2 separate regions of the Homo sapiens genome follow, and region 2 is linked to region 1. The links are chromatin loops, found by intact Hi-C in ENCODE. Cell type or tissue: heart right ventricle. All regions are shown on one strand. Links, peaks and the distances in the headings refer to the core of each region. The heading gives the core; the rest is flanking DNA. Region 1 overlaps IL16 (interleukin 16). Region 2 has its middle 13 kb from the start of IL16.

The links. A loop is a pair of places that touch in the nucleus more often than their neighbours do. Peaks named below come from ENCODE experiments on the same cell type or tissue, not always from the same donor. Only the 100,000 strongest peaks of a DNase experiment are listed, where the experiment ranks them.
Region 2: a loop joins it to region 1, with 2.1 times the contacts of the local background. A loop is called at or near these places in 7 of 110 quality-filtered maps.

The regions. Positions count from the first base shown.
Region 1 is chr15:81,242,756-81,248,133 of GRCh38, forward strand. All of the region lies in intron 2 of IL16 (interleukin 16), which reads left to right. Among named protein-coding and RNA genes, the nearest start is that of IL16, 49 kb to the left of the region's middle. In heart right ventricle, for the core only: no CTCF peak of the experiment used is centred there; no DNase peak of the experiment used is centred there.
Region 2 is chr15:81,180,936-81,186,313 of GRCh38, forward strand. It overlaps a transcript of IL16 not described here. Among named protein-coding and RNA genes, the nearest start is that of IL16, 13 kb to the right of the region's middle. In heart right ventricle, for the core only: a CTCF peak has its summit at 2,390 (motif pointing right); DNase peaks (open chromatin) are centred at 2,366, 2,856 and 3,366; H3K4me3 peaks cover 1,734 bases; H3K27ac peaks cover 3,612 bases; H3K27me3 peaks cover 1,475 bases.

The DNA.
Region 1 (5,378 bases), core at 69-5,068:
TGAGAGTGTTGAGATTGGGCATTCTTTCTTTGTCCCCAGTCTTGGTGAAAACGTTTAGTTTTCATTATTAATTATGGTTTTAGCCACAGGTTTTTTGCAGATGTTCTTTATGAGGTTGAAGATATTCTCCTCTAGTCCTAGTGTACTGACAGCTTTTAATCATGATTGGGTACTTAATTTGGTCAAAAAATTTTTTTGCATTCATTGATATGATCATGTGATTCTTCTTGTTTAGCCTATTAATAGAGTGAATAACATCAATTGATTCTTGAATATTGAGCCATCCTTGCATTCCAAGAATAATTCCACTTGGTCATCATGTATAATTCTTTTCATATATTGATGAATTCAATTTGCTAACATTTTGCTTATATATTAGCTATATAAGTATATATATATATATATATATTTTTTTTTTTTTTTTTTTTTTTTTTTTTTGAGGCAAGGTCTTGCTCTGTCACCCAGGCTGGAGTGCAGTGGCACAATCATGGCTCACTGCAGTCTTCACCTCTCAGGCTCAAGAAATCCTCCCACCTCAGCCTCTCAAATGGCTGGGACCATAGGCATGTGCCACCATGCCTGGCTAATTTTTATTTTCTTAGTTTTTTTTGTAGAGAGAGAATTTTGCCATGTTGCCCAGTCTGGTTTCAAACTCCTGAGCTCAAGCAATCCACCTGCCTCAGTCTCCCAAAGTGCTGTTGTTATAGGCATGAGCCACCATGTCTGGCCATGCATCTATATTTATGAAGACTATTGGCTTGTAGTTTTCTTTTTTTGTAAATCTTTGTCTGGTTTTGGTACCAAGATAATATTAGCTTAATAAGATGAATTGGGATGTATTTTCTGCCATTTTCTGGAAAAGACTGTGTACAATTTATGTTAATTCTTTAAATGTTTGATAGAATTCTTCAGTAAAGCCATCTGACCCTAGAGGTTTATCATTTGGAAGTTTTGAAATTACAAATTCAATGTTCTTAATAGTTATAGAACTATTCAAATTATGTTTTTCATATTTGTAGAGTTGTGGTAGTTTGTGCTTTTTGAGGAATTGGTACATTTCATTTAGTACATTTATGTGTGTAGAGTGGTTTGTAGCATTTCATTATTATCCTTCAGAAGTCTTCAGGGTTTGTAGTGATAGCTTCTCTTTTATTTCTGATATTAGTAATTTGTGTCTTCTATTTTTTATTGTTTTAATGTTGCAGTCTTGCTAGAGGTTTGTTTCATTGATTGTCTCTATAAAAAATCTTGTATAGCTTTTTTAGTTGTTGTTGTGGGCTTTACATTATATAGACATAACTCATTATAGTCTACTAGTGATCATTTTACCAATTCAAGTGAAGTGTAGCAAACTTATTTCCCTTTACCTACCTCGTTTATGCTATAATTGTCTTAAAATATTTCCTTTACATACACTTAAAACCACATCACAGTGTTAACATTTTTTGCTTCAACCATCAAATACAACTTAGAAAACTCAAGAGAAGAAAAGTCTATTGTATTTACTCATATTTTGTTTGCCATGTGTTTTTCCTTCCTGACGTTTTAAGATTCTTTTTGTTTGTTTGTTTGTTTTCCTTCTGTTTCGTGAATGTGCTTTAGCTGTTTTTTTGGGATAGTTCTGGTGGTGACAAATTCTATTCATTTTCCTTCATCTCAGAATCTCTTAATTTCTCTTTCATTTCAGAAAAAAATATTTTTTGCTACATAAAGGACCTTAGGCTGACAATTTTTTTCTTCCATTACTTAAAAATATACCACATCCTTCTGTCCTCTTTCAGATAAGAAATCTACTGTCATCTGAATTGAGTTTCCTTTATAATTAATGTGTTATTTCTTTCAGCTTGTTTTTAAGATAATTTTATGTGTCTAGTTTTTAAAGTTAAATTATAATGGGCTTTTATGTATGTTTCTTTGGATTTATTGTTTGGAATTCTCTAAGCTTCTTGAATCTGTAATTTCATCTCTTTTCCTAAATTTGTGAAGTGCTCAGCCATTATTTATGAATCCCATTCTCTTTCTCTCTCCTTCCACAACCCTATGACACAAATGTTAGCTCTTTTGTTATAGTATCACAGATCCCTGAGGCTTGGTTCATTTTTTTCCCAGTCTATTTTTCTCTGTCTTGTTCAGATTGAGTAATTTCTGTTATTCCGTATTCTGATTAATTGATTCTTTCCTCTGTCCCCTGAGTTCATTCCTTTAGTTTATTTTGATAATTATATTTTTTAGTGATAAGGTTTCCACTTGATTCTTCATATCTTCTATTTATTTGTTGAAACTTTCTTTTTCATTGTTTTGAGCATGTTTGCAATTGCTTATTTAAAACATTTTATGACAGCTGCCTTAAAATCTTTGTCAAATATTTCTATATTTTCTATCATCTCAGTGTTGGCATCTATTGATGGTTTTTCTTCTATCCTGTTCAAAATATTTCTGGGGTTTGGTATGATTAGTAATTTTCAATTGAATCCTGGACTTTTAAAAATTGTTATGAGGCCCTGGATCTTATTCAAACCTTCCATTTTAGCTGCCTTTGACATTATTCTTGCGAGTGTGGGGAAGGGGCCACCATTTGTTACTGCCAGGTAAAGGTAGAAGTCCAGCTTCCCCATTCGGTCTTTGTTGACACCCAAGGTGAGGGACTTCTCATTAATGTTGTATAGAGATGTGATTTACAGTTCTCCAGATGTTTTACACTAAGGCTGTGGGTGAAAAGGGCTTTTTGCCGTATGGCAGGATGAAAGTCCCATCGCTCTACTCAGCCTTCTCTGACAGTACCCCAACGGCCGGGTTGGAGTAAGTTGTTACTACCTGGGAAAGATGGAAGTCTAGCCACTGCTGGCATGGGTGGGACAGGGCCCCATTTTTCTTTGGTGGAGTGGAGCAGTTATTGTCTAATGTTTTCTGTCTCGCTGAACAGTCCCTTCATGGTCTTTTGGCTAGAGAGATCAGACTTTTGTTTTGGCTTTTTTTTTTTTTTTTTTTTTTTTGCCTGTACCTACTGGCAATTCCAGATTGCCAGCTGCAATTCTGGAATACATGAGGCAAAAGAATTCCTAGAGAAGTCATCTTGTCATTCCTTGGGTACCAAGGTTCCTATCTGATCTGTCTTCTTGCTACCTTTCAGAGTCTTCTTATGTTTGTTTAACATCAAATATCTAGAGTTTTTAGTTGTACTTACTGGGAGAAATAGGGAAAAGTCTGTCTACTCCATCTTCCCAGAGTGGAACTGCAATTTATTTTTGTTCATTGTTGTTATATTCAGCATCTTCAGGCTCTTTGCAAATCTTTTATCTATAGATTTTATTTTCTACATAATCATATCATCTATGAATAATAATGGTTTTGTTTCTTCAAACCACCTTTCTTTTAATTTTTTACAAGCCTGTAAAAATTAAAGAAACAGAGTGGTTTTAACTCTTTCCGCAAAGAAGTTTGCCACCCTTCTAAAATGCGAGAGTTTTATGAATTTTAACATATGCAGGGTCGTGGAACCACCACCACAATCAGGATACTGAAGAGTTGGTTCTGTCACCTTCGAAAGTTCCCTTAGGCTGCCCTTTTGTCCTCCAACCATCTCCCCACCCCTAACCCCTGGCAACCACTTACTTTTCTATTCTCTCTTTCTTTTTCTGCCTTTTTCAGATAGCGTATAAAATGAATACATACACTTTGTGATCTTTTAAGATAATTTTTCTTCTTAATCTGTTAAAGTGGTAAATGATTTCATTTATTTTCCAGTGTTCAACAAATCTTTGAATCCCTGGATTCAGTCGACTATGATTTTATTTGTAATTTTTATATTCATGAGTGTGATGGCCTTGGAATTTTTCTCCTGTACTGGTTCCAAGGTTACACTGACCTCACACTGATACCATGCTCATCTCTTTTACTGATATCAATGTTTTCTTTTTACTTGCCAGGTAACTAAGTTTGCCACCCTTCTAAAATGTGAGGTGTGGTTTCTCATTATCTACATTCTGGAATTCGTATTCTAGGTTTGGAATTATTTATTTCTTCAATGATTTATAGAACTTACTGTTTAAAACCATCTGGTACCAGTGTTTTCTTTGTGGAAAGAGTTAAAACCACTCTGTTTCTTTAATTTTTACAGGCCCCTAAAAGTTTCCTTGTCTTTCTTGAGTTGATTTTGATACAGTTTATTTTCCTCAGAACTTTCTCATTTAATCTAGTTGTTCAAATTTATGCTATACAGTTATTTGTAATATCTTCTTGTCATCTTTTAATCTTTACTGTATTTGTAATTGTGTCCCCTTTCAACCCTCATTTTATTTGTGTTTTCTTTCTTTTCTTTTCCTTTTTTTTTTTTTTTTTTTTGATCTTGAGTGACCTTGCTGGAGCGTCATCAGTATTTTAAAATCTTTTCACAGAACCAGCTTATAATTTTGTCAACTCCCCTATTATACGTGTATTTTTATTTAATAAATTTTGTCCATATCTTTATCGTTTTCTCTACTTTCTTTGATGATTAGCCCATTATTTTCAGCTTTTCTTCCTTTTTAATATAAGCACTTGAGATAACTTTTCCTGTAAGCACTGTTTTATCTTTAGCTGCATTCCACAAGATTTAATATGTAAAATTTTATTATCATTCAGTTCTAAATGCCTTTAAATTTCCAGTATGATTTCTTCTTTGACCCATGAGTTATTTGGAGGTATGTTTCTTGATTTTCAAATATGTAGTTATTTTCCAGTTACCTCGAAGACAAAAATCAAAACCTTTTTCTTTTCGAGTAACTACATATTCACAAGAAGTTGCAAAGATAGTACAGAGAAATCTCATGTACCCTTCACCCAGTTTTCCCCATTGGTTCCCTCTTACATAACTATAGTAAAACATCAAAACCACAAATTTGACATTGCTATGGTGTGTGTGTAGTTCTATGCTATTTTATCACTTGTAACCTCTACTTCAGCGAAGATACCAAAGTGCTCCCTCGCCACTAAGATCTCCCTAATGCCACCCTTCAGAATCACACCCCACCCCTCTTCCCACCATCCTTAACCTCTAGCAGCAACTCATCTGTTTTCTCTCTCCCCAGTTAACATTTTTAAGTGCCTTATAATTAATTGTGGTGTTGTCAGAAAGCATGGAGTGGGTCATTCCAGTTATTCAGAATTGTTGAGAATTATTTGATGACCCCGTATAAGATTATTTTCATATTTTGTTTATGTTTAAAGAGACATTGTATATAGCTATTAACCTTACTGCTTTTTGTCTGCTTGATCTATCAGTTTCTTAAGGAGTCGGTTAAAAATCTCATGCTAGATTTTCCTTTTAGTTATTTCAGCATTATGAGGCTATGTTATAAGGTGCGAACATTTAGAATTGTTATATATTCTTTATGATTGAA
Region 2 (5,378 bases), core at 81-5,080, 62 kb before region 1:
GGCTCACTGCAATGTCCACCTCCTGGATTCAAGCAATTCTCCTGCCTCAGCCTCCCGAGTAGCTGGGATTACAGGCACATGCCACCACACCTGGCTAATTTTTGTATTTTTAGTAGAAATGGGGTTTCGCCATGTTGGCCAGGCTGGTCTTGAACTCCTGACCCCAGGTGATCCACCCACCTTGGCCTCCCAAAGTGCTGAGATTACAGGTGTGAGCCACGGTGTCTGGCCTCACATCATCTTAATATCTGCAGAGTACTCCCAGAATTTATCTAGCCTATTGCTTATTGTTGCTGCCATTGGGTACGACTAAAATGCAAGGCCAGTTTCTGGCCCTCACAGTGCTCCTGGCACAGCTGCAGCATCCTGCAGTTTCAGAGCCTAGGCAGTTCATTCAATAATCAGAGTAAGGAAGGGTCAGGAAGTGCCAGTGTAGGGTCCCCACCCTCACCCAGGGGTGATGATGGCTCTCAGGGAGCTGTTCTGACTCCAGGTGCTGATAGCAGAGTTTCTCTGGCAACCTGTAGCACTGCCTTGAGAAATGATTATCTAAAGTATATTTGCATGGGGGTGAGGGGTGCAGAGGGAGTACGAGAGTCACAGTGTCTTGGCAGTGGATTGAGCAGAGTGATGGTGATGCCAGTGGCCACGACTCTTTGGAGCCCTGAGTGGTAGCAGTGATATTGAGGCCAGAGGCACCACGGCAGGGGGCCCATCCCAGAAAGACCTGGGGCCCTTGGCTGGTGACAGATAACTCAGGGACTAGACCAGGATCTGTCTCACTTGCTTTCCTGGTAAGTTTTTCTCTCTATCAAACAGAGCAGGTTTTCCCTCCCATTCAGTCTCACATTGCTATGTCCAGAAAATCATCACACTCTTCCACCAGAGGGGTGGATATTACTTTCTCAGTTTTCAGTTTTGTTTGCCCACTCACTGTATATTCTTTTGGTCTTTCCAATGGTGATCCAAGGATTTATTTAACCCAGCAGTCAAATTGGTCATTTTAAATAATAGTACATCTTGTCCAAGTCCAAAAATAAAATGTCCTGGTATGAGAAGGCAAGCGGAGGAAATTGGGTAGAGTAGGCTGAAAATGTTTTATAGCACCATTACCCGGAGCCCAAGCCCCTTTTTCATTTATCCCTTTTTTGTCCCGGCATGGCAGGAGTCAGAGCGCCTTCTGTTTGTCTTGATTAAAGTCAGCCTCCACCTTCCCCCGAGCCCAGTTGCCCTTCTCAGGACACAGGCTGCATTCACCATGGGTCTCTCTGCCCAAGCTCTTTGCAGATTTTATGAAAGGCGTTTTCACTTGGATTAAACAGGCGCTGTGTTTGTGTGTGGTGTGTGTGAAGGAGAAAATGAATCACTTCAACTTTGGGCAAGGATTTTAGGTGTAGTGTTTGTCCCATGCAATTACATAAACACACCAGAACTCATTAAAAAAAAAAAGTAGAAGAGGGGGGCAGAGATTCAAGTGCTTGCGATGATCTAAACAGTGCGGCACATTTTCCATACATTAGACCTCAGAAAGGGTTGTGTTCTGCCCTCTCACAACAGACTCCAAGTCCAAAGGAAAGTTTGAGGTTTTACATTTCTGTTTGTGGTACAGGAAAAGGCTTATGCTCTGAGGGCTTGATTCAGTGAAATAACATTGCCTTTATACACATTTGCTTCTCAAGGAGGGCAGGAGTTGGAAGCGACCGTTGTGAAACGTTAAAGATTTTCTGGCAGAGGGAAAGGGATTTTTTTTTTCTCCCTCCCTGCCGAGGAAAAAACAGTTCTAACGAGGAGTTACTTTGTAGTTTTAACTCATATTCAAATACTCCCAGCCGAGAAGCTGCCATCGATCCTCCCATGGACCCCTGATCCTGGTTTGGAGGAACTTTTCACAGCTCTCTCTCCCTCCCTCAAACCCTGTGCAATGAGTTTGCAGAAGAGAGTCTTCCCGAGAAGGCAGAACGGTGAGTGGAGCTCCTTCTCCTATCCCAGGGGACTCAGGGGAGGTTGGAATGGAGGGGTGGACCCTTCCTGACATCCTCCCAGGGGAATGGAAGCATGGTTTTGGTCCCACTGTGTAGTATATGAGTGAGTGTGTGTGTGCACACGTGTGAGTGTGTGTGCACACGTGTAAGTGTGTGCACACGTGTGCTACAATAGGACACAATGCCTGTCTTTGCAGAGGCTGGCTGAGTGCTCACCAAGTGCTTGGCAGAGAGTTCGGGAAGGGCAATTGCAGGACCCCCACAGGGGAGGAGAGTGAACCCTGGCCAGGGCAATGGTTTTCCATGTGCCCCGGCTTCCTCTTCAAGGGGCAGAGGCATCAGTGTCTAAAACGCTAGCTGTCAGGGTCCCCACCAGTTCCGCTCCAGTTTCAGCAGAAGCAGAACAGAAGAGGGAGCTGCTCAGCTCCGGGAGAAGTGAACGGAGTGCTGGTCTCTGGAGCAGATCTGAGAACTGGGAGGGGCCTCCATCCAGATCCCCTACCTTCCTGCAGGTACAGCCCAACAGATGAGAGCATTTCTTATTAAAATCTTCTTCTTTTGCTCTGGAAACATAAACAGGCATCAGGGCAGAACGTTTTAACCCTTCTGCCCAACTTTTAAAGTTAACACTGGCGAAACTTCAGCTCTGTTGCAACTTTGGCATAAGAGAGTAAACACATGGTTTTCCTTAAAAAGGAGAAGTAAGCAAGTCAAAGGCATATTCTGACTTTTCTAGCTACAGAAAGATATGGCTAGAACCCTGGCATCTACTTGCTTAGGTTGCATTAAGGCATCCGCTGAAGTCTGAAGAAAGGCAGTGGGGTGTAGGGAATAAGAACCTGGGCCATGGGGCGTGGCCACCTGGGATGGAATCTTGGCTCTGAGGGTAACAGGCTCCTTGATCTTGGAAAAGGCATTCAAAGGCTCACTTTCCTCCTTTGCAAAACGGTGGTCATAAATTCTTACCTCAGAGGACGGCAGAAACAATAACTAAGATAAAGTGTGTGAAATGACCCAAATGGCATGTACGTATTCAGAGGATATGTCAGCTCTCCTAAGCAGGCTGCTCCCCTCTTCTCTCACAGCAACCATCATAGATATACAGGCTTGAGGATGAAGAAAAGAGTGCTTGAGGGCCCAAAGTAGCCCTGGCTCTTCGTATAGCAGAAAGTAGGGTGAGCATTCAGGCGGCCTCCCTTTGGAGGCAGATGACATGGATGCATTTACTTCCACTGGGGATCTTCGAGGGTGGGACTTGACCTGGTGTTTACTAGGTGCTCCGTGTTTGGTGAAACCATTTTATTCACTCTGATTCACAGGGAGGTCTTACCACTTCCTACCCTGGCTGCACTGCCTTTGGTTGGGTTTCCCTGGTAACAGATGGTGAGACAGAGATTTGCGCATAGGAAGTTCATTGGTGTGTGCTCTGGGAACAACACCAGCGTGGGGTGAGGGAGACAGAACCAGACAGATGGAGAAGTTGGGCTGTGATGCAGTTGCAACACTGGCCTCAGCGGATCCAGGGGATCTTATGGGGTTTTGTATCCCTGCAGTGACCAGTCATTGCTTGTGGGCTGCCCCTGGAATCCAGGCATAACCTTGGGTGAGGCAACTGTCTTTGGCTGAAGGCAGTTTCCCGAGAGGGACTCAGTTGTGAGTTGTCACAGGCAACACTTATGTCAGCTGTGGGAATGAACACCTCGGTCCAGGGGTGAGGAGCTTATCCGGGCGATGCCCCATCAACTACTCAATACATTTGACACAGTGCCTTCTTTCTCTGAGTTAGGCTGTTAGAAGATTGGGCATTCACATGCAGGGACACCTGTCCAGTTAAATCCTTGCATAGAAGTGTGCCTTTGGATAAGCCCCTTTCCATATCTGGGACTCAGTGTCCCTGTCTATAAAGTGGATGGAAGGGTGTTGGACTAGACATGGCCTCTAAAAACACTCCAGCTCTGCTATTTCACATGTGCAGATTCTGAGCATGTGGTCATGGTGGTTGGATGTGTCCTCAATAATAGTTGGGTCCTGTGGTCTCCACCATAGGTGCCTTGACTCCTTCTGCTGGGAAATAGGAATCGAGTCACCTGGGGATCCTTGGGACTTGGCCCCTGTCAGCAAGGAGGGGCTGGGCCTGTGGGAAGCAGAGGGAGGCTCTGCATAGGGCTGGAGGGTGGGGCGTAGGGTTTGAGGAGGATTCTGCTGCACACCTTCCCCCACCATCCCCCCAACGTCTCTCCAATAAAAAAAGTAAAACCACATGACACACTGCCATATGTCTTTGATAGTTAAGAGCTATGTAATGTTGCCCGGGACAAGCATGGATATAGTTTTATTACTCTCCGTCTCCTCCTAATTTCCTATTTACTTTTCAATATACAAAGAGTGAAATCACTTTCCCAAACACTTGGAATTCATTTTCATTGCTTTTTTTCTTTTCTTTTCCTTTTTTTTTTTTTGACAGGATCTCATCTGTCGCCCAGGCTAGAGTGCAGTGGCATGATCATGGCTCACTATGGCCTCAACCTCCTGGGTTCAAGTAGTTCTCCCACCTCACCCTCCTTAGTAGCTGAGACTACAGGAGCGTGCCACCATGCCTGGCTAAATTTTATTTTTTTGTAGAGATGGAGTCTTCCTATGTTGCTCAGGCTGGTGAGCCACTGTGCCCAGCCTGGAATTTATTTTCAACAAATTATTTATTTAGAGTATTCTAGGCTTCAAGCACTGTGCTGGGCTCTGGGGATCTAATGGGACACATTAAACAAACAACTGTACACACATAAATATAACGGCAAAGAGGGTTAAGTTCTATGGGAGGCTGTAACAGGGAACTGGCCTAGTCTGGCAGATCAGCGTGGGGCTTCCCTGAGGAGGTGCTATTTGAGTTGTTTTCTGAAGGGTGTGTGGGAGTTACACTGGGGCAGAGATGGAGAAGCAAATGGGCGAATTGTAGAATAGGGATGGGAAAAGAAAGTGTTTTAAATCTTACCAGCTTAACCTAGCCACTGTGAGTTTTTTAAGTGTACATCCATCCAGTCTGTTTTTCTTGCAGCATCTTAAACAAATTATGGTGACTTGTTAGCTAAGGGAATAAGATCTTTTTGCTGGTGGGGCAAGGTTTTGCCTGTGTATCAGCCAGTTGTCTCTGTTCCCCACATCTGGCAGCCAACCCCTCAGTGTGCATCCCTCACTACCAGAGGCCTCGCCCTGAACCCTGGAAAGCCCTCAGTAATACCAGCAGCTCCCTCTTCCTGAGTGCTTTCAGCACCAGGCATTGATTTAGGATCAACCTGCATGAGCACTGACTCATTTGATCTTACCTACAGCGCTTTATTTTTATTTTTATTTTTTATTTTTACCTACAGCACTGTGGGGTACATGCTGTTGTCTTTACTT